3 separate regions of the Mus musculus genome follow, and regions 1 and 3 are each linked to region 2. The links are chromatin loops, found by intact Hi-C in ENCODE. Cell type or tissue: heart. All regions are shown on one strand.

Region 1 (8,000 bases), 220 kb before region 2:
AGTCCAGGGGATATGACAACCTTTTCTTGTGTTCGTGGGCACTACATACATACAGCATACACATGGACACACATAAATAAAAATGAATCGCTAAAAAAAAAAAAAAAAAAAAAAAAAACTTGGAGGGGGCTGGAGAGAGCTTGGTGGCTAAGAGCACTTCTGCTTTTCACAGGGCCAATTTCAGTGCCCACCACCCATATCCAGCAAGTCATGACCACCTGTGATGCCAGTTCCAAGGGACCCAACACCCTCTTATGTGGGGGACCCCCACATATGTGGCATGCATACATAAGAATAAAAAAATTTAAAGAAAAAAATATCTCAATCTCCTTCAGATTGAGAAAATGGCACTCACAGTTTTATAATGTGTATATATCATAATATGCGTAATTTGTTCCCCTTTACTCTTGTTCTGTTTTTTGAGGAAGGTTGTCTCTGTGTAGCCCAGACTGCTCCTGCAGGTCTGTGCGCTCTCCACCCCAGTGCCCTTCATCCCAGGATAACTATGATGGAATAAAGGATGATCTTTAACTCTTGGCCCTCCTGCCTTCACCTCCCAAATTCTAGGATTACAGACAAGTGATTTAGGGAAGCCCTCAACCTACTTTACTTTAGCCTCAGTTCCTAATTTGCCTCTTAAAAATGTTTCTTATGGGCTTAGCAGTTAAGAGCACTGGCTGCTTTCAGAGGTTCTGAGTTCAGTTCCCAGCAACCACATGGTGGCTCATAACCATCTGTAGTAGAACCTGATGCCCTCTTCTGGTGTGTCTGAAGATAGCAACAGTGTGCTCACATACATAAAATAAATAAATCTAAAACATATGCTTCCTTTTTTTAAAGATTTATTTATTTATTAATTATATATAAGTACACTGTAGCTGTCTTCAGATATTCCAGAAGAGGGCATCAGATCTCATTATGGATGGTTGTGAGCCACCATGTGGTTGCTGGGATTTGAACTCAGGACCTTCAGAAGAGCAGTCGGTGCTCTTAACCACTGAGCCATCTCGCCAGCCCAAAAATATGCTTCCTTAAGTTACCAAAAACAAAAACAAACAAACAAACAAACAAACAAAAAAACAAAAAACAAACACTCCCAAAGCAAAACAGGAAAGTGCATATAACAGAGTGTACACAGACTAGGACTCCTCATGTTGTTAACATGTACTGAAATGGTAGTAGATGAGTAATATAATGTCTGTAGCAATGATCATACAATCTGAAGAAGAGATGTCAGAGACATACCCAATGAATAAGAGGGCCTGAGGAGCTGAGACTGAATCCCAGCAGTTACATAAAAAGTTAGGCCTGACTTTGCTTGCCTGCAACCTCGGCATTAGGGGCAAACAGGCAGACCCTAGGAATTCTCTGGCCAATCAAAAAACGTCTAGTGAGAAACAGCTTCAAGGGAATGAGAGTTATAGAGGGAGACACCTGACATCCTCTGTTGGCTTCTGTGTGTTTACGTTTGGACGCCCGCTCCCCATGTACACAAACATACAAAGAAACAGGAGGAGGCATGTTTTTGAGGTCCTTTTATTCCTTTCAAAGGACCCTTTTAAAAATTTATAACTACAAAACAGTCGCCATACATTCTGCCATAAATAAAAACAAACAGTAAGGCAGGACTACGTAAGCAAACTGAGAACAAACGTTTTTCAGAAAATGTGAAAATGTTTTACAATCATAAGCCATCCAGTTTTTAAAATAAAACTGTGGAAAACTTACAAATCTTCAAGTGGCACATACAAGACACCCTTGAAAAGGAACAAGATGTGGCGTTGTCATTTTGTACTGTTATTTAAAACCTAATCTTGCTTAGAGGATAGGTCTGCTCCAAATTCAAAATCCACACAGGCTTGGGTTTTTTCTCAAGAACCATATGACAGAGGCACCAATGACAATACAACTTTGTTTCCAAAACCTTGTAACAAAGTGTTGTCTCTTTAAAACATATGACTTAAGAGGCAAAACAGGAGTCCTGGGTAAGAGTTTTTCTCTCAGAGGCAGGTAGGTTTAAGCCGACTCATCGTATTCGCTTCTGCTGCCGTGCTCTGTAAATGTCATGAACAGGGGGGACTACAGCCCCCTTTTCTTCATCTTCGTCTGAATCCTCGTTGGGCCTTTTGACAGCCTTAGTCAGTACAGCACTACTTTCCACTGGGCCGTTGCCTTCCACAGCCAGCTCTGGGGCCCCACCAGTGATGATCCTCACGGCTTCCTCAACAGCTGTTGGGATGGAGCAAAAAGAACATCGCTTACGACGATGCTACTATAGAAGAGTGCTCTGCCCATTCCATAGCCTGTCAGCAAGCATGGAATGGTGTTGCTGCTACTAAGTTACAGCTGCCATTAAAACCGAGAAAATGCTAAGACAGATTAGACAGTGCACCACCACACGTGCCAGGATTCTGATTGTGTGTTACCAGAGTATATGCCCACACTGCAGAAGGCCCAGCTTACTCCAGGCTGTTCCTGCACCTCTGTAGACTGGATACTTGGCTTTAGAGACTTTGCTGAAGAGAACAATCCTTTCTCTCTGGGAAACAATGTAGATTCCGCAGTGAAAATGAGCTTCTGTTACTTACTGTTTGGTATCTTGCATCTTCGGAAAATTTCCATCAGCTCATCCACTTGTACAAAAGGACCCTATCATGACACGAGTACATTTCAGCTCAGTTACCTGACAAGTTCACTGTTGTACCTCCCACTATACAAAAACAACAACAAAAACCCATATAATTACTGCGACCCAGAGAACCAGTGTGTACAATGAACAAACCTGGAAGCAGATAGGAGGTGGGAGCAGTTTCATCAAAACAACAGCGGCAGGAGGCACTGGAAACACTCCACCGGGGACAGGGTGCAAGCCTGGAGCTGAGGGAGAAAGCAGGCATGAAACATGGGCACAGTTTCTATGTGAGAAAGCTGAAGTCAAGTGACCTGCACACAACTTTCTATGTCCCTGCCGCTCCCTTCTGAACACATACAAAGGGCTGTAGTGCTTTAACCAAGTGACCAAATGAAATAGGCCGGACAGGAAATTCAGTGTCAGTCTTAGGTCACTGGGAATCAGACAAGTGACTTCATGTAAAGCCAGCCAGGTCTGCTCTAAAAGACATTTTTGTTTACTACTTTTGAGTTACAGTGTTTAGTAATCCTGTTTGAAGTCACTTGTTCAAAAGCACATTTAATCAAAAGGGTCTTGTTCAAAGAGGACCTAGAGGGGCTACTAACCACTCACAACTGCAGTGAGTTTCCAGTTGGTCGAGTACTCTGCACACTGCAGCATGTGTGAAATGGGCAACTGAGGTCTGCAGTGTTCAGAGGCTTGGGTTGATTGGTTTTTTAAACATTCTTAGTGTTTGCAGTTCAAAGATTACTGTCAACTCACTGTGACCCCAAGTCTAATAGTTAACTTACAGTGGAAAAGGCCAGGTTACTTCCCTCCCACACCTTGGATTGAAATCAAACGAACGTCTGAGTTCTGGATCTTACGTGCTAAATGTCGTGGCTGAAATGGAATCATCTGCTGAGTGTCTGGCTTAGGGTACTCAGGTTTTCTATCCACTTCATCTTTCAGAACAGGCACTATGGAAGGAGCTACAACTGGGTCTGGAATTATAGCAGCTAGCTTAGCACGGGAGACATCCTGAAAATGCAGAACAGAAGAATCCTAAACCTGAAAAGGGTCTTACAGAGCATTGTGCAGTTCCACAATCTTGAGGATACAGTAGGAATAATTGGGTTATAAGCACAGGAAGGATGGAGAAGGAGAAAGGAAATCTCATGATGATAAAGATTGTTCAACACAACAAGGGAAGCCATTCACTTTGAAGGTTGCATTTTAAAAATTTACCTCAACCCCAGCTAAGAATCACTAGACTGTCTCCAGGCAGGATCATTGCAAGATAGATACAAGACTTTGTGAAAAGAGTTGTAAGAATGGCACCAAGAAGAGAGTGGGGTGATGTGAAGGAAAAGGTTTAGACTTGTTTGTTCGAGACAGGGTCTCATTTTGTAGCCCTAGCTGTTCTGGAACTCAGCTGGCCTCAAACTTACAGAGACCAGCCGCCTCTGTCTTCCCACTGCTGGGATTAAAGGCACCTCTCACCATGCCCAGCTAAGATAAAGCTTTGCTTTTTGATACTTTCCTTCCACTGGATTAACATCTCAGTAAAAGCGAAAAGCCTGGGTTAAGTGAGATTCTTGCTTCATGAAAGCCAAGATGGGGATCACTAGCACTGCACTGGCTCACAGCAGTTCGCTAATGCAGTGAACATCCTTCCAATGTACAGGAGAAAAGAAACATATCTTGAACATATATTCTTAGCCAGATTGTATTCACTCTTTGAGGAAATCAGTAACATTCCTAGCATGGACTGGAGCTTAAAAGAAGATCTCACAGCTAATAGGAAGTAGAGAGAGCATTGGGTGTCCACCTTCTCCTTTCAAACCAGCAGGGCCCTCTCCAAGTTATGTCACAGTCACCTTTAACAGGTCCTGTCCATTTCAGTCCTCCAAATCTGCTGGCACACAGTTGGTGACACTGCTATCATGTAGTACAGTGAAACCGCTCGCTGTGGTTAGTGTACAACTTATTACCACCAACTACCACATAGCAGTGCACTCTAGTTCTCCCTAAATACAAAGTAGAAATGGAAATACAGGCTGGAAAACTCATTTAAAAAGTAGCTCTAGTTAGAAATAGTCAACCCCCACCCTTTTTCCAAGATAGGGCACACTATTTATTTAGCTCTGGCAGGCTGGCCTTGAACTTAGAGAAAGTAAGAGACACACATGCCTGTGTCTCAGGAATGCTGGGATAAAGGGGTGTACCATCAAGCCTGGCCATGATCTGTCTTCCAGTCTTTGTAAAATTATATTTGTGTGTGTGCACATGTGCTTGTCAAGAGTCTAAGTTGGTGGAGTTGACTCTCTCTTTCCATCATGTGGGTTCCAGGGGTTGAACTCAAGTCACCAGGCTTGGTGGCAAGTTCCTTGACCTATTAAACCATCTTGCTGTCTCTCTTTATTTTCATTAAACTATTTAAAACCATTTTTATCATAGGAAAAAAGAAGGTCTTTTCTAATAATTCTTAATATGTCTAGTTTTGCACTGAAAAAAAAAAAAAGCCAGTAGAGGTAAAAACTGTTCATTTTTGAACAGTAGAATATGTGTTATAAGGAATCCCTTCAGAACAGGATTATGGGGCTGGCACAGACCGGGAACATCCATCAAAGGAAAGGTCCAAATCTAATTATGTATAATTCTTTTCAAAGTTTTCTTGTCTGGTTCAGAGAGAGAATGAGACTAGGACCAAAAGAAGGCAGCGAGGAAAAGAGTGATGGCTAAGGATCCTCTTGCCAGCTGATTTAAAGGGGCCAACCCAAGAATGGTCTTGGGTTCCATCTTGGCCTTTGTTCATGACAGTGGCACAGAAAAGCCAAGAAACCACGGGCCGATGATTTTGGTACAAGGGCTATTTCTGAGGCCTTAAGAACACTAAGGTTCAGGGACTAAGTTAGTTTCTTTTTTTTTGTTTTTGAGACAGGGTTTCTCTGTGTGACCCTGGCTGTCCTGGAACTCACTCTGTAGACCAGGCTGGCCTTGAAAATTAGAGATCCACCTGCCTCTGCCTCCCTAGTGCTGGGATTAAAGGCGTGTGCCCACCAGTTTGTTTATGAGTCAGGCATCTACATAGAGCAGCACTCTTAGAGAAGCCAGTTCCCCTATGGGCTGCTATAGAAAGCAGCAGATCACGCAAAAACATGGGTTTTGCTTTGTATAGCCTAGACTGGCTTTGCAAACCTCCTGCCTTCCTGGTTGTAAATCCAAGGTTTATAAGTATGTGTGCACCACCATGCCTGGCTATGTCCCTTTTTGATATCTTGACAAACTACACAACAGTAATATGTTTAGTTGAAGCTCTATCAAAAATATTCATCAGTTGATAAGAATTACTTTAAAATAATTACATTAAGACTTTTTTCCATCATCTGTCAGACACAAGGCACCGACAATTCCAGGTACATAATGAAAACATTTATTCTCTCTCAAATGTTTAATTTTCATTTTCTTGTTACTTTTGAACAACAACAACAAAATCAATGAATTTTTTGTCTTAGTAACAGAAGAAAGAATTGACCTTAGAATGAAAATTGTCTTTGAACTCTTAAAAACATAGGGGAAGTGGAGACCCCACAGCTACCTTGGTGCTGAGTACATACCTTATAGCCCAGTGCTTTGAGTTCACTTGCAGAACAAGGGTATAAATCCATAAACTTGTATCTGTCCACCAGTAAAGCTGTTTCCTTGCCTTCATACTCTTCTCTGAATGCTGTAAACCGTCTTTTTTCCACTTTGAGTATACTAGCTAAATCACCAATATTACTTTCAAAAGCTAGAAATCGAGCCCAGATTTCTCTGTAAGAAAGTAAATATAACCAATTCTTAGTCATAGATTTTTTGTTTTAGGTTTAACAATTGTTAGTATTTCCCCCTATTTGTTTAATTTTATTTTTCCTAAATATTGAAAGTCAAGTACAACCACAACATTTTACCCATTTGGACATTCAAGTTCTTTCCTGAGTTGGACACACACACACACACACACACACACACACATTATCTTCCTACTTGAGGTACATAAGAGGCATCAGAGAGAGGATAAACTTTGTGGAAAAGGAATCTCAACAGACTTCTATAATTTTTCCTCTATAGTGTGGCTTCATCACATTGCTTAGTGGAATGAATTATGTTTTAAAAGATATTCTTCATTTAACATATGAATAAAAATATATTCCAACATCTACTATATAATATTGACTCACTGAGGCCAAACTGCACATATCACTGTCTTGTTTGCTTTGTTTGGTTTGCTTTTTTCTGAGACAGGATTTCTCTGTCCGGACTTAACTCACTCTGTAGACCAGGCTGGTCTTGAACTCAGAGATCTGCCTGCCTCTGCCTCTAGATTATTGGGATTAAAGGCCTGTGCCACCACTGCGTGGCTGTACAAATCACCGTTTTAATGTTCTCAGATTACTTAAATGCCACAGGCACCTAAAGTAAGATCGTGAGTACCAATGAAGTCCCAGGAAGAGGAAACTGCAGAACCCCAACTCTGGTAGACATGTCTGTGAATCAGTGAGAAAGTGAGGCCTAAGTAGACTGTCCACCTATCTAGGTGGTCGAGCTTGGAGCTGAAGAGAAGCAAAGCCTGAATATGCTGGCAGTGCCACTGTACCCTGTCACTCTCTCACAGTCAAAGCCACGCGCTGGGCGTGTAACATGGAAACCAGCTCTCAGTATAAAAGTCTCCGCATTCCACTAGTGAGATAAATTTCAGAATGCTAGTATATTAAGTTCTAGAAATATTAAAGTAGAAAGATATAGCAAAATATTTAATTAAAAGGGTATCTCAAAATAATTCTTATCATATATAAAATAAAAATGTAAGCTTAAGCAACTATGAAAATACTGCAGGTAGGTAAAATGCGAAAAGAAATGTCTCCTGAACTTCACCCTCAAGCACAGCCCCATAGCCAGCGTCCACGCACCACACGCCAGTGTCCATGCACCACACGCCAGTGTCCCCATGGCTTACCCAGACTTCTCAGGAGGAAGGCTTCCAGACGTTAGAACTCTTTCAAACAAAACTCGAGTATTATTGTCCTCTGGGTAGTTAAAAAAGTTTAAATGTTAAATCAAAGAAAGCTTTACAGTTTAATAATAATATTTTGTAAGAGCAAAGCAGAACAGAACCCTAAACTTTACCTCAGTTAATCCTTACAAAAATCTAATGCAGAAAAATAATTTGTCACAAATGATTTTTACAGACAAGGAAATTGGGAGGTTCAAAATTACTGAGCTTGTCAGACTAGGGGAGGAAGTCTTTATTTAATCTCACAATTCAGAAAGCAGAGACAGATCTCCATGAGTCCTAGGCCAACCTGGTCTACATCCTGAGTTCAGGCTAGCCAGAGATACATAGACC
Region 2 (8,000 bases):
TGCACTTGTGCCACAGAGCATGTGTGGAGGTCAGAGGGTACTCCCTGGAGTTCCTTCCCTTTTCTTCCCACGTGGAGTTCAGGGACTGAAGTCAGTTTGCCTGCTTGGTGACCTGTTTACCTGTGGAGCTATTTGATTCACCCAGCATTGTTAATACAATCCGCCAATGTGCAATAGGTTCTGAGGCATACATGGTAGAAATGTTCAGTGCTCAGTTCCTAATGTTTGTGAATACTTTGTGTCTGCAGAGGAAAATATCTGTGTAGGGAAAAAGAGAATATGGCAATATGACCAGTTATTCTCAAGTCTTTTAGGGGTAAATATTCATTGTTCTGTCCTTGAAAGTTAAACCCACATATGTGCATACACCTAGGATAACGGTGTGTGATTCCTTTGCTATGCAGCTGTACATGGAGGCTCTGTTAAAGCATGCTAGTTCTCTTCAGAAGGTGGATGGAGGCTCCTGCCACTTTAGACTCCTCATGAGAAAGCCACAGGACATAGTAGCATAATTAATCTGAGAATGAAATATTTTTCCAAATAACTGAAGTGTTAAGATGCATTTTAATTGTTCTATCTTAAACCATATTTTTAAAAAATTAACTTAAAAAACTTTATATTGATATGTATTGGTGTTTTGCCTACATGTAAATGCCTACATGGTATGTGCCTGGTGCTTGTTGAGGCCAGGAGGAGGCATAGGATACCTTTGAACTAGAATTACGGACAGTTGTGACTGCCATGTGGATGTTGGGAATTGAACTATGGAAGAGCAGGCAGTATTCTTAACTACCGAGCCATTTATCTAGCCCATACTTTTACCTTCAAACCTGAATATGCTGCACTTGTCTCTAAGGATGACCAAGGACACAGTTATGTGACTGTTCATTACTGTTATGTTCTGAAGTCACATGGAGGTCTAGACTATTAGCTTCAGGAACTTTGTTTTCATTTGGTCTTAACTTTCACTGCCTGTTTGAGTTCTTTTGATATTACAAATGTTTAATTTTTTGTCAGCTTTCATGTATTATTTCTAATCTGCTGTAGCTTGAAAAGCATGGTGTGTGTTGTTTTGTTTTTTTCAAGCATTAATAGAGATGTTGTTAAGGGAAAGGCTCGTGGGGAAGAGACTTCATTATGGAGCTGTGCTCACGGTCCCTTTACATGACCGAGGGTTAGGATCGGGGTTTGACAAGTTCTCAGCGACATAACTAAACATGATTTTTCTGTCATTTAGAACTTTTCTTAGAATGTCAAATAAAATTCGGTAATTTAAAGTGAAAAGGAACCTGACTTTCTTCTTTTCCTCTCCCCGCGCCCCACCCCACCCCCAGAGCTCCAGAGATTATATTGGGGTTGCCGTTTTGTGAAGCCATAGACATGTGGTCACTGGGATGCGTGATCGCAGAGTTATTCCTTGGATGGCCACTCTACCCAGGAGCCTTGGAGTATGATCAGGTAACAGAACTGAACAGTGATGGAATTGCTAGAAAGGAAGCATAATCTATAGTCTTAGAGCATTGCATGATTCTCCATACACAAAATGTGAAAATCTCCATGAATGTCAAAGCTTAAGAAATTTAAATTCACTTAACATTAGCTCTTGACTTCAAAGCTCTTTTCTAACACTCTGGTGGTAAAGCACGGCCAAGGCAACTTGTAGGAGGAGGGGTTTATCTTGAGCTTAGAGTTCCAGAAAGAGTCCATGATGGCAGGGCAGAGGCAGAGGCAGCAAGTGCTGGAGCTACAGCTGGGGTCTCAGATCTCAACCCACAAACAGGAAGCAGAGAGAGCTGTGCAAAACAGCAAGAGGCTGCTGAAGCTCCAGGTCCACCCCTGTTGACATATTCCCTCCAGCAAGGGCACATACCTTCCTATTCCCCCCAAACATTCACCTACTGAAGACCAAGTATTCCAGTGCCAGAAACTCTTAAGGGGACAGCCTATTCAAACTACCACATTTTTATAAACTAGTTACAACCTACAGACTTCAAACCAATTTTATGAAGTAGTCATCCTATATATAATATAATATTTGGATAATGTTTGTTTGTTTGAGGCAGGTTGTCAGTATGCAGCCCTGTCTTACTTAGCCTTGTGGTAACCCCCCCTCCACCCCCTCCCTCCGTCTTGGGGCTGTGGTAATGTGGTACCCTTCCCCGTGTCTTAGGGCATGTGTCACTTTGCCCAGGCCTGTTTATCATTTATTTATTTTTTGAGACAGGGTCTCTCTATATAACCCTGACTGCCCTGGGATTCACTGTCAGACCAGGTGGGGTTAATTCACAGAGATCTGCCTGCTTCTGCCCCCTCCCAAGTGCTGGGGATTACAGGCGTACACTGCTGTGCCTGGCCTTAGTTCTGGTTTTTATTGTTGATTTTTCTTTATTAAAATGGATGTGAGGGGCTGAAATGATGGCTCAGTGGTTGAGACATGTTCTGCTCTTCTAGAGTACCGAATTTTGTTCCTGGCTCCTACATCAGATGGTTCACAGCTGTCTGTAATTCCAGCCAGAGGAGCCACCATCTACTTCTGCCCTCCACTGGCACCTGTACACACATGCATAGTACACAGTCACATAAATACACATAATTTAAAATAAAACAAATGAAAAAGCATCTGAGTAGTCACTAATTTGGGTGACTTAGCTATTTCTGAGGGGATTCAGTATTATCACTAACATGAGATAATATCATCGACATCTTATCATTTACAGTGTCATTCTACAAGTGAACCTTCTCTTTTAGGTCAGGTTTCTAACTTGTCTGTTTTCCCGCTTTATGTTCTGAAGCCCTCTAAAAGTTTATGTAACAGTTTCTGTCCATCTTCTCTTCAGGTATGTTTTCAGTCAACTTTGGACTTTGATGCAGCCGTTAGACTATTGCTAGTTCTGAAGGACATGGCCATCTAAGCAGAGTCCCACAGTTCCAAGCTGCTGAAGCACCAAGCACAGTCAGCTGCTAGGAACTTAGTTTTAGCTGTGGACTAGTTTGTGCCACGTGTAATCCTGTGGAGCAGGACACCATCTAGTGGCAATTTTAAGTTGACTGGCTGGTGCACTCTGGGTTTGGACAGTGTCTTGAGCAGCTCATGTTAGTCTTATCAGAAGATTTACTCTACTCCCTTCTTTATGTGAAAGAAAGAAAATGAAATTTCCCACACCCAAATGAACAGAACTGTTAGGTTTTTTCTAAAAAACTTGTTTTTTCTAAATCCTGTAATTTTTTTTTTTTTTTTTAAAAGACTAAGCTGTAAGGAAGAACCAAACCAAATTTGGAACAGGTGTTACCTGGTTTAGATGAATAATATTTTCAAATATACATATCTGTATATGTGTATATATGTGTTCTTCTAAAGGACCAGAAGAAAGTCATTATCACAAGGCACCAATTATAGTTTTCATTCAGTTTTTTTTTTTTGTTTTTTTTTTTTTTTTTTTTTTTTTTGGTTTTTCGAGACAGGGTTTCTCTGTGTAGCCCTGGCTGTCCTGGAGCTCACTTTGTAGACCAGGCTGGCCTTGAACTCAGAAATCTGCCTGCCTCTGCCTCCTGAGTGCTGGGATTAAAGGCGTGCTCCACCACGCCTGGCAGAAGTTATTTTTTAAAATATACATATACAAATAAATCCTGTGCATCCTTACTTTGTTCTTAATCTTAGGAAGATTTCACCCTTTTGAGATAGGATTTCACACACTAGCACACAATGGTCTGGATTCACTAGGTGGCTCATGCTGTCCTCAAACTTCAATTATTAAAAACAACAACAACAACATCAAAACTTTAATACTCTTACCTCAGCCTCCTGAGTGCTGGGACTACTTAGCAAAAGTGAGCTATATTTACAAATGCTGGTGTTTAATTTTCAGAGATTCTATCGATCTTTTTAGAGTGTGTTCACCTAACTTAGGATGTAGTAGGTCTCCAGTAAATTTACTTCTACCTCTTTCCAGGAAGCAGTTGCCTCAGTACACTTAGGTACTCCAAATAAGGTACCAAGTTTCTTGTTTCTTTGAAATAGGGTCTCTCTCAGGTAGCTTAGAATGGCTTCGCTCTCTCTGAACCTGAGAATGACCTTGATTCTCCTGGTTCCATCTCAGAAGTGCTAAGATATAGTTGTGTGCCATCATGTCTAACTAAAAACTTTGTCATCTCCCTCACCCCAATGCCCAAGATTGAATTAAGTGTTCTACTATTGAATTATATACAGCCTTGGCCTTGGTGTATTGTCTTCAAAATACATTATTACTATTTTCAACCTTAAACTAACTAATACTTACTGAGTTCCTGGCCAAGAAACTACTATTATAACACTTTACATTTCTTTCATAAGATCTCTGGCATACTTACCATGTCTGTTTTCAGATGAGGTGTATAGATTATAGAGAAGTGGCTGGGAAGATGGCTCAGTGGGCTTGCAGCTCTTGGGCATGTGAGGTCTAGAGTTTGGATCCCCAGATTCCATGAAATTGGGTAGGCATACTCCAAATTCAGAAGACAGGGACAAGAGTTGTATCTGCAAACTGGATTGAGAGACCTTGACTCAGTGAATAAGTGGAGAGCAACTTTATCTTTGGTTCATTACACATCTGGAAACATACATGAACTTGACTGTCCTCATTCCATACAGGCTCCCACACTCATTTAAACAAGCATGCATGCAACACACCACTCAGAGACACATCTTAAAACATCAAACAAAAAAGTTAAACTAACACAGACAGTCTGTATTCAGAAGCCATTAAAATTAATAGTATATCGCTTACACATGTTTAATGTGCAATACTCCCAAAGCAACCTTGAGAAAGGATTTAAAAGTTAAAGGGTATAAGCAAACCTGCTCTACACTGTTGCCCCTTTCTGTACCGGCCACCTTCTGGGCTCCAGTCTCACGCTGATGGTGTCAGTCTAGCCCCTGGGGAGAAGTGCTTTTCTCAGTTTGCAGTAGTTTCTCCAGTGCCCAGTCAGCCCCGCTGTCCTGTCCTAAGATTTGGGTTCCAGGGAAGGAGCCATCCATGCTACTGCATCATTTTGTCCTGAAATGGTAGCATTCTATCTTTCAGGATTTTTATTGTGTAATTCCCACCCCACCCTAGAGGCATCTGAGGCTACTTCAGCCTTCCAAGTGCTGAGTGTAAACGACTGTGACTAGCAAAATAGTCCTTATTTTCTGTTTTGCTTTTGCTATTTATAAAGGCTTTAATAACAGAAGTCTTTTGTTTTTCTCTGTATAGTCCTGGCTATCCTGGAGCTCACTCTGTAGACCAGGCTAGACTTGAACTCAAAAAGATCTACCTGCCACTGCCTCCCAAATGCTGGGATCAAAGGCGTGTACCACCATGCCCGACAGAATGAACACAATTTAAGTAACAGGCCAGGAGCCACTGGTGTGAAAGAAAATGAAGCCAGGTGTGGTGACATACAGTTGCAGCCCTCCAGGGGGCTAAGGCGGGGTGACCTTTGCCCTTGAGGCTAGTGGGGGATGAACTACCTAGCAACACTCACCTCCAACTGTACATAAAAAGAAAGCAAGGAAAGGCCTGCTTAAAAGCAGCAAAAAGGCACGTTTTTTTTATGTTTATTTTTGAGGCTAGAAGATAATGGAATCTGAGAGGAAGGAGTTAATAGAGAAAAGAACCAGAAGGTGAAGGAACAGATGGACTGCTTAGTAAAGCAGAATCTAAGATTAAACTGGAAAGAAGGAAGGTGGAGGACTCCTTTGGGTCCTAAGTTACATTCCCCCCTTTAAAGCCCATGCCCCTTTTTATACTGACTAGTCATGGAGTGTGAGAACCACTATCTAATAATGTGTACCAGGCACTGTCATGGATGTTGGGAGTTGCATAGTGGAGTAAGAAGATGGAAAAGAAAAGTCTAGTATACCAGATGGTGAAAAGCATGATGGGGAAAACATCTAGCTGGGGGAATGGGGGTTGCTGGGAAAGACAGAGTTAACTCTTGCTTACTGGCTTGGAAGGCGTAATGAATAAGGTGATATTAGAGCCCAGAACTAAAGGAAGAGTGCCATGTGACACCTAGGACAGGTATTCCAGATGAAGTTGAGAGGCCCTGCACCTAGGGGGTTCGAGGTGTCCCTTGGGAGGATGCATCTGTAACCTTGTCACTTTGTCACTTAGGTCACCAAGGCACTGTCAGTACTTCCCCAAAATAACTCGCTATCAATTCAAATCCCTCTCTTTCCCTCCTACTAAGTTATTGTCTGGGAATAGCTCAGTGGCAGAGCACTTGCCTGCCATGTATGAGGCCATAGGTTCAAACCCCAGTATTGTTTCCCCTACCCCCAAAGGTCATGTTATCTCTTGTTAGTTCTTCTTTAGTGAATCTCTGTTCTTCCAGGCTTTGAACATGTTGGTTTCCTCTCTTGATTTATATAGAACCTTAATTGCTACATTAATAATTTACATATACTGTGCATCAAGTGTTTCTCAGGCAACGCTGACTACATTTATTTTAGACTTAAAACACTGCATATTCCTTCCTTACATGAATTCATTGAGGGCATAGATGGTATCATATAGTTGCTGATAAAATGTTCAATTAATGCCTGTCATACAAAAGAATAAATTTGTTTTAAAATTATTTTTCAGATCCGATACATTTCTCAGACTCAAGGTTTACCAGGAGAGCAATTGTTGAATGTGGGTACAAAATCCACAAGATTTTTTTGCAGAGAAACAGATATGTCTCATTCTGGTTGGAGGTTAAAGGTAATTCACTAAAAATATATTTATTAAACAGTTTTCTAAGATGCCTCTTATGGACAATGCCTTTTATACCTTAAAAAGTATTTATGGGTTGGAGAGATAGATGGCTCAGCAGTTAAGAGCACTGGCTGCTCTCCCAGAGGTCCTGAGTTCAGTTCCCAGCAACCACATGGTGGCTCACAGCCATCTGTAGTGGGGTCCGATGCCCTCTCCTGGTGTGCATGATGACAGTGCACTCATGTACATTAAATTAAAAAAAAAAAACTTTTAAAAAACAAATAATGTTTTAGATTATTTTAACTTTTATGTGTGTTTTGCTTGCATGTTTATATGTGCACCACATGTGTGCTTGGTACCCTCAGAGGCCAAAAGAAGGTGTCAGATATTCTGGAACTGGAGTTAGAGATGCTTGTTAGCTACCATGCAGATTCTGGGAAACAGAACTTTATCCTCTGTAACAGCAAGTGTTCTTGGCCACTGAACTGTCTCTCCAGCTTCACTACTTGCTTTCTTGTACCACCTAGGACTGCATGCCCAGGTGTGGTACTACACCAATGAGCTGGGCCATCAGTCATTAGACTTACAGACTTATAGACTTGCTTATAGACCATCTCATAGAGATAGTTTCTCAATTGAAGTTTCCTCTTGTAAGATGATTCTAGCATGTATGAAGTTGACAAACTAACCAGCATAACAGAGATTCACTGTGTAGCCCAGGCTGACCTCTGATTTGACTCTCCTATCTCAACCTCCTGTGTGCTGGCTGGGCTTACATGAGTGCACACTATTCCTGGCTTCATATTTATTAATTTATTTGTATTATAAAATACATTTTTGCTTGTTACTCTTTTGAAACTACTATACCTGGTATTAGGCTAAATGTGTCAGGCATGAAGGACTAGAAATAGGGATATGGTGAGTAATAATATGTTATTTTCTCTTTGTATGTAATAAGACACTGGAAGAGCATGAGGCAGAGACAGGAATGAAGTCTAAAGAGGCCAGAAAGTACATATTCAACAGTCTGGACGATATAGTGCATGTGAGTATTGAAGTCACATGTACACCTTTGTACCGAAGATGATCTTTGAGTGCCAAGGACCGAAAACACCTTGCCCATTCCTAAGTCTTACTTTTTAAGTGTTTCAAACAGAATTAACTGAATTTTTTCAAACTCTCACAGGCTAAATTATATTTGTTGCCTGTGCTGTCCTTTTCTAAAGAGGTTTTTCTTTTTCTTTTTTTCTCTTTCTTTCTTTTTTTGGTCTTCAAGAGGAA
Region 3 (8,000 bases), 330 kb before region 2:
TTTGGAAAGTACAGAAAGCTTTGTTACAGAAATTTGTTCCTGAAATTCGAGATGGGCAAAGAGAATTTGCAGCTACAAATAGTGTAAGTGAAATGCTTGATTCTATCCGCTTTTCTAAGCTGACCCTTGGATGAACAGAGGTGGGGTCAGATGTCAGATGCATCAACATTTTTGATTGATAACAGCACAGGCTGCTCCTGCAGAGAACCTGGAATCCATTCCTAAGACCTACAAAGCAGGTGGAATGATAGCTCCAGCTCTAGGGATCCTATGCTCTCTTCTAATTACTGAGGACACCTGCACTCATGCACGCATTCACACAGACACATGTGCACAGTGAAGTAACAGCTGAGAAGATAGCTCTGGAGTTAATAGCGCATACTACTCTTGACCTGGACCTGAGTTCATGGTAGGAAGCTCACAACTTCCTCTAACTCCAACTCCTCAGGTACCAGCTCTCACTCATACGTGCTCATGTGTGCTTACTCCCTTGAGCGTTCTCTCTCTCTCTCTCTCTCTCTCTCTCTCTCTCTCTCTCTCTCTCTCTCTCTCTCTCTCTCTCTCTCTCTCTCTCTCTCTCTCTCTCTCTCTCTCTCTCTCTCTCTCCTGCTTTCTCCCTGCCCATTCTTAAAATCAGGATAAAATTGGTCTGGTCTGGTTATGGATATATTTTGGAAACTACAAAGGATGGGTGGCTGTGAACTTAACAGCATAATATTTATGTGTAGACTATATAATTGTATAATTAAAATACTTTTTTTCTTTAGTACCTTGGGTATTTTGGAGATGCAAAAACTAAATACAAAAGGATATATGTGAAGTTCATTGAAAATGCAAACAAAAAGGAATATGTCAGAGTGTGTTCCAAAAAGCCAAGAAATAAGCCTTCACAAACTATCAGGTATTTGTTTTCTTATGTATTTATTGGCTTATTTGGTTATTATTATTGTTTAAAGGATCTATCTTGTCAGTTAGGACTGAATGCTGCAATACCTTTTGCAGTAGGTGAATCCTTTTCAGAGAATGGGGTAGACATTGTAAAGCTAGTGGCTCTCTGGTAGAATAGGTTCCTTCTTTGCTTGGGTCTTTTTGGTGTCACTGTAGTAAAATGGAAAAAAAACAGAAGGAGCAAATTTTATTGAATCTAGCTCTTTGTGACAGAACTTCTCAGAAGCCCTCTTTGCCATCAATAGGGTGAAAGAAATAAATGAATGTCAAGGTTACAGCAAGATAATTGGGGGTTAGGGGACACACAGACAAGTGCATTATCAGGTCAGCACACAGTGAATTCCTATCCTAGATCAATGTGCCTGGGTTGTCTGCAGCATGAATCTAGAAGGTAACTAGTCTGACTAACTGTGTGATAGGTATTCGAATGTGCGGATGACCCTAGATACTCTAATCAATCTGCTGTCATCAGTGGGCCTAGTTTAATTAAGATCACCGCCCATTTTGAGATTTAGCATGGGACAAATCTTAAGAGGTCTCAGCCTGATGCATTTGTACATCAGAACTTCGTGGCCACCACAGCATCAGAGCTAGATTTGGCTTTCCACATCTCATATTCTCTGGAAAATGAATCCATACGGAGTTTGGTAGAGATAAAGATTGAGGTAATATCCCCTTAATAATTGAACATAGAGTTCCAGTCTCAATCTATTTCATGACAATGCTGTGGGAGTCATTTGAGTTGTATATAGCACATGGACTTTATTTTGGAAGTGTTGGTCTGAGCAAGTTTATTATTTTCTTATAAATCATAAAAGTCCTTTCTCTTTTTTAATCTTAAAAGATTTAATGATTTTAATAAAATTTGTTTTAACATTGCAGAAATATTCCATCTAAGCCAAGTAGTATCAGTAAAACTTCTGACCCACCAGTATCAAAAACTACAACTACAAAAACCCCGTCTACAAAACCCAAAGCTAAACAGCTCAAAATAAAGGCTGAGCCACCACCAAAGAAAAGGAAGAAATGGAAGGAAGAATTTTCATCATCACAATCTGAATCATCTCCTGAGGTCCGTTCTAGCAGTAGTGAGGATGAGGGTGAGTTCCCCAAGAAATTAGTGTTTTGATGCTTACAGGTGGTGTGCAGGAGTGAAGGGGGATGGTGGTGGTGGCAGTTCAGATCGGGTTTGCTTAGTACCAGAGTGATGCTACTGTACAAAGTTCACTATGCTTTGTATAAACCACACCCAACAGAACACATCTAGCCTACACATGTAGAGGACAGAGATTGGCAGACTTGCTTACAGACATCGCTGTTTGCTACCCAACTTTTGTGGATAATTTATTGGAATACAGCTCCACAGCTACTGTTTGGAAATACATGATTTCATTTAGTTGCAGTTTTGAGTTGTGGTATAGAGACCATGTGACCAGAAAAATGCTAAACTATCCACCATATGACTCTTGAGGAAATTTTACTGACTCTCATTCATAATTTCATAACAGTAAAGACAAAGGAGGATGAAGGGAAAATGGAAGGCTGTTGAAGCCAAGCTGTCTTAGTCAGGGTTTCTATTCCTGCACAAACATCATGACCAAGAAGCAAGTTGGGGAGGAAAGGGTTTATTCGGCTTACACTTCCATACTGCTGTTCATCACCAAGGAAGTCAGGACTGGAACTCAAGCAGGTCAGAAAGCAGGAGCTGATGCAGAGGCCATGGAGGGATGTTCTTTACTGGCTTGCCTCACCTGGCTTGCTCAGCCTGCTTTCTTATAGAACCAAGACTACCAGCCCTGAGATGGTCCCACCCACAAGGGGCCTTTCCCCCTTGATCACTAATTGAGAAAATGCCTTACAGTTGGATCTCATGGAGGCATTTCCTCAACTGAAGCTCCTTTCTCTGTGATAACTCCAGCTGTGTCAAGTTGACACAAAACTAGCCAGTACACAAGCTAAAGCTGAAAACCTGGGGTCTTTATAAACAAAGGAGAGTTTTTGGAGGAACTCAAGTAAAAGCAACATGACGAAATTTTAAATTTAATTATTAGACCAGTTTCAGGCAAAAATGGTATCGAAACCTAAGTAGTGGAAACAGAAATGAAAGAGGAGAATGGAAAGTGTTCTGTTTTGCTTGGTGACCGTCTCCCTAAGGAGTCCTGGCTGTCATGGAGCTTAAATTGTAGACCAGGCTGTCCTGGAACACAGATCCTCCTGCCTCTGCATCTTGTAATTATACCCTCAGGTAAAAAGGAACATTTTCCTTGCATAAATAACATGGCAGACCACTAGGTGTCACTAGTTAAGCAGTGTGTTCAGACCTTTAAGAGAATTACCTATAACATGGGTTTGAATGCTGGTGATTTTATTTTATTTTCACATGTTGGGTTTGTGTGTATGCTTGCATGTGTGCATGCATATGTAAGTGTACATGTGGCATGGCATATGTGAAGGTCAGAGGAGACTATTAGGAGAATCAGTTCAGTCATCAGGCTTGACACAGGATGTATCTTTACCCACTAAACTGTCTCCAGGCTTATGGTGTTTGTGTGTATGCATGCATTTAGTTATGTATTCATTCATTCGTTCATTCATTGGTTTTTGGAGACTTTCTCTGTGTGGAACTCGAACTGTAGACCAGGCTGGCCTTGAACTCAGAGACCCACTTGCTTCTTTCTGCCTCACAAGTGCTTGGGATTACAGGTATCTGGCACCACACCTGGCCTATATGGTGGTAATTTTTAAACTCTTTCAGAATATTCTCTTTTTTTTCCTTCAGAATATTCTTATAGTCTTGAACTGCTTTGAGGATTCCAAATAGGCTCAATCTATTTAGATTTACAAAGTAGCAATTAAATTAAAATGTTTAAAATATTTGTAAGTGATTGATTATTATTAACACAATTGGTTCTATTTTTATATTTGTCTACATTCCATTAGTTACTGTGTATTAGTTTGGTTAAAGAATATGAAGAGAGCATGTTGGGAAGACAATGTTAACTGTCTTTTCAGATAATTACCAATATTTCTTGATACATAAACCTGACAGTTATACTTTTAGCTATTTATGTATATGAGTATTTTGCCTGTATGCATGCCATGTGTGTGCCTGGCACCTTCAGGGGTCAGAAGGCGCATAAGATCTTCTGGAACTGACTTACATATGGTTGTAAATGACCCTGTAGATGCTGAGACCCAAGCCTGGGTTCTCTACAAGAACAGCAAGTACTTTAGCCTCTGTGCCGTGTCTAGCCCTTTCCTCTGCTCTATGCTGGTAACCTAACCTTTTTTTCCTTTTTTTTAATGAAATATTTTATGTAATGAGTACACTGTAGCTGTCTTCTAATACACCAGAAGAGGGCATCAAATCCCATTACATGTGGTTGCTGGGAATTGAACTTAAGACCTCTGAAAGAGCAGTCAGTGCTTGTAGCTGCTGAGCCATCTCTCCATCCCCTAACCTTTTTTTTTTTTTAATTCATTGTGTTGTTTGTTTATTATTGTGAGAGTGTATGCATGATGTATGTTGGTGCAATTGAACTTAAACAATCATACTCCCAAGCAAAGAAAACTGACCCTCTAGCCCCACCCCACCCCCCTTTTGGTTTTTTGTTTTGTTTTATTTTGTTTGTTTGTTTGTTTTTGAGACAGGGTTTCTCTTTGTAGCCCTGGCTCTCCTGGAATCCCACCTGCCTCTGCCACCTAAGTGCTGGGATTAAAGGCATGAGCCCAGCCCTTTTTTGGGCCTGAATTTTCTTATACACATGGAACAGTGTATTGTGTTCTTGTGTTTTGGGGTTTTTGACTTAGCATGTTTTCACAGTTCATTTGTGTTAACAGCACATGCGATACTGTGTACATGGAGGTTAAAGGACAAATTGGGGAAGTCGGCTCTCCTTCCACAGTGTGTGTCCTGGGTATTGAACTCAGGTATCAGGCTTGCACCCAGTGCTTTTACTGGTGTTGCTTTTTTGCTGGACTTGATTGTGTTTGTGACTTGCATTTACCTGACTAACTGTGAATGCTTACTGGACAGTTATATATCTTCTTTGCAGGAATGTCTCTTTAGTCCTTACTTGCTTTGGGGTGCAGTTTCTAGACAGGGTTTCTCTGTGTAGTCCTGGCTCTCCTAGAGCTCATCTGTAGACTAGGCTGGTCTTGAACTCAGAGATCCTACCTCTGCCTCCCACGTGCTGGCATTAAAGGCATGCGCCACCACTGCTGGGCTGCAGTACTAGCTTATTAGTGGTTCCTTGTCCTTTTGGGATTAAATTTAGGATTTCTTGATTTTTGTCTCTGGGTTGAATTTGTTTTATGAGACAGAGTCTCTGTAGCCCAAATTAGCTTTCAATTCTGTACAGCTCAAGATGGCTTTGAATTCCTGACTCCCCTGCCTCTGCCTGCTCAGGACTGAGATGATTGTGTGCCTCATTTCAACTGGCTGTATTCCGGGCTTTAAACTTTATTATATGCATGATTTGAAAATATTAATATAGTATTACTATTAATACTATATGGTGTCTTTCTAAATGTTTTACATTCTGATGGAGCCCAACTTACTGATTCTGTTTTTTGTGCTTTTGTTGTGGTTAAAATCAAATCCAAGGACATCAATGCTTAAAATTTTAAGAGTTTTATATATAATTATTATTTTCTTCTTAAGACTCTTCTTTGGTCCTGTTTTATCTTAGAATATTTAAAAAATAACATTTAGAGTTGGGGTGTGGCTTAGTAGTAGGAGATTTGTCTGTCGTGCATGGGACCATGTGTTCAGTCATCAATACAGACAAATAATTCCGTAATGCTACTACTGATATCATCAGTGAGCCTTTAAATATTGTGTTCAGCTTACAATAGTGGGTACAAGTTTTCTAGAATTCTAAATTATACATGGAATCAGCTACATCTTATCATTGATAAATACTGTCAGGTTTTTTGTTTTGTTTTGGTTTTTGGTTTTTCGAGACATGGTTTCTCTGTGTAGCCCTGGCTATCCTGGAACTCACTTTGTAGACCAGGCTGGCCTCAAACTGAGAAATCCGCCTGCCTCTGCCTCCTAAGTGCTGGGATTAAAGGTGTGTACCACCATCGCCCAGCATACTGTCAGGTTTTAGGTTTTGTTTTTGTTTGTTTTTGAGACAAAATCTTGCTGTGTAGCAGTGGCTCTCACTGTGTACTTACTATTCACTGTATAGTTCAGAGCCACCTGCCTTTGCTAGTGCTAGGGTGCAAGCCACCATGCCCAGCCTGGTTTTCATTTTAGAGGCAGGGTCCTCACTACTTAGAACCAACAGACATTTTTTTAAATTGTTAATTATGTGCTCTGTGTGTGTGTGTCTGTCTATCTGTCTGTCTGTCTGTCTGTTTTGTCCATGTTTGTCTGTGTCAGAATGTGTATTTGTGCATTTGAGTGCAGTGTTTGCAGAGGTCAAATGGGTACATTGAATCCCTTGGAACTGGAGTTACAGGCAGCTATGGTCTGCTCACCTTGGATGCTGTGAATCAAATTGCATCCTCCCCAGGAGCAGTGTACGTTCTCCGTGTATGTATCACTGAGCTGTCTCTCTAGTTCCCAATTTTGGTCTCGTTTTAAGACTTATTTCATTTTCTAGGTATGACTGTTTTGCTTGTATTTATGTATATATACCCCATTTGGGCCTTCTACCCACAGAGGCCAGAAAAGAACATCAGTTTTCTTCTTAGAATTCCAGTTCCAGCCAAGTTTTCTGGAATAACATCCAGTGCCCTTAACTGCTGAGCTATCTCTCCAGACCTGGCCTTTATTGAACTCTAATAGGTCTCCTGAGTACTGGGATTACAGTCATGTACCACCAATCTCATTTAATCCTGCATTCTTAGATAGAATTTAATATGTGTAGGCTATGTTTGCATTTAAAAATTAATACATGTCACTCGAAATCTGTAATAATTTTTTTTAAGATTTATTTATTTATTATATGTAAGTACACTGTAGCTGTCTTCAGACACTCCAGAAGAGGGAGTCAGATCTCGTTACAGATGGCTGTGAGCCACCATGTGGTTGCTGGGATTTGAACTCTGGACCTTCGGAAGAACAGTCGGGTGCTCTTACCCACTGAGCCATCTCACCAGCCCCCTGTAATAATTTTAAGTGTAGAAATAGAGTTGGATGTGGTGACTCACCCCTTTAATCCCAGCACTTGGGAGGCAGAGGCATGAGGATCTCTGAGTTCAAGGTTAGCCTGGTCTATAAAGTGAGTCCAATACTTATAATCTCAGCACTTGGGAGGTTAATGCTTTTGAAGACTTGCTAAGTGCAAAACCCTGCATCAACAGAACAAAACAAGCTCTTCTATGAATGTGTTATGCATACCAGGCTAGCCTACTTGTGTGTTGCTGTTGATAACCTTTAACTCTTGACCTCCCAGTCTTACCTACTACTGCAGGCATTACAGTGTGCATCACCACAATCCGACTCATTTAGAATGTCTTTGTCTATGTCTGTGCTTAGGTATGCTTGCATATGTGTGTGTTGGCGCCCGAGAGTGTGTGTAAGCCAGAGGTTGCTGTCCAGTGCCTTCCTTCATTCCTCATCACCTTTTTCTTTTCTGAGACAGGCTCTTCCATTTGAACCTGGAGCCTAATGACTGAGCAAGAATGGCTGGCCAGCAAGTCTCCAAGGATCCTCCTGTCTCGACCTTCCCAGTGCTAGGACTACAAGTGTGTGCCATGCCAGGCATGGTGGCACATGCATTTAATCCCAGCCCTTGGGAGGCAGAGGCAGGTGGATATCTGTGAGTTCAAGACCATCCTGATCTACAAATCGAGTTCCAGGACAGCCAGGGCTGTTACATAGAGAAACCATGTCTGAAAAACAAACAAACAAAGTATGGGTAACTGGAGATCTGAATTCAGATCTTCATGCTTCATGGCCAACACTTTACTGACTGAGCCATCTCCCACACCCTGCCTGGGTTGTCTGTAAACAAAGAATCAGAATTAAATTAGAAGAAACTGTGTCTTCAGTCTAATTTTTAGGCTACTGATATGAAAAACAATATTAAAATTGTCAG

Evidence for each region. A loop is a pair of places that touch in the nucleus more often than their neighbours do. Peaks named below come from ENCODE experiments on the same cell type or tissue, not always from the same donor. Only the 100,000 strongest peaks of a DNase experiment are listed, where the experiment ranks them.
Region 1: it touches region 2 in a loop (4-fold over the local background); 4 of 42 quality-filtered maps call a loop at or near these places.
Region 3: a loop joins it to region 2, with 2.9 times the contacts of the local background. A loop is called at or near these places in 3 of 42 quality-filtered maps.

What each region holds. Positions count from the first base shown.
Region 1 is chr2:104,658,946-104,666,945 of GRCm38, reverse strand. Cstf3 (cleavage stimulation factor, 3' pre-RNA, subunit 3) reads right to left here. Exons shown (of 21, transcript NM_145529.3): 16 at 7,611-7,680; 17 at 6,232-6,427; 18 at 3,499-3,652; 19 at 2,783-2,877; 20 at 2,589-2,649; 21 at 1,521-2,229. The coding sequence ends at 2,027. Among named protein-coding and RNA genes, the nearest start is that of Gm6306, 47 kb to the left of the region's middle. In heart, no CTCF peak of the experiment used is centred here; no DNase peak of the experiment used is centred here.
Region 2 is chr2:104,439,970-104,447,969 of GRCm38, reverse strand. Hipk3 (homeodomain interacting protein kinase 3) reads left to right here. Exons shown (of 16, transcript NM_010434.2): 3 at 1,335-1,458; 4 at 6,606-6,725; 5 at 7,678-7,764. Among named protein-coding and RNA genes, the nearest start is that of Mir1902, 15 kb to the right of the region's middle. In heart, CTCF peaks have their summits at 3,034 (motif pointing left) and 6,938 (motif pointing left); a DNase peak (open chromatin) is centred at 2,929; H3K27ac peaks cover 1,563 bases.
Region 3 is chr2:104,770,220-104,778,219 of GRCm38, reverse strand. Qser1 (glutamine and serine rich 1) reads left to right here. Exons shown (of 12, transcript NM_001123327.2): 5 at 1-83; 6 at 768-901; 7 at 1,831-2,048. Among named protein-coding and RNA genes, the nearest start is that of Depdc7, 31 kb to the right of the region's middle. In heart, CTCF peaks have their summits at 3,245 (motif pointing right) and 4,299 (motif pointing right); no DNase peak of the experiment used is centred here.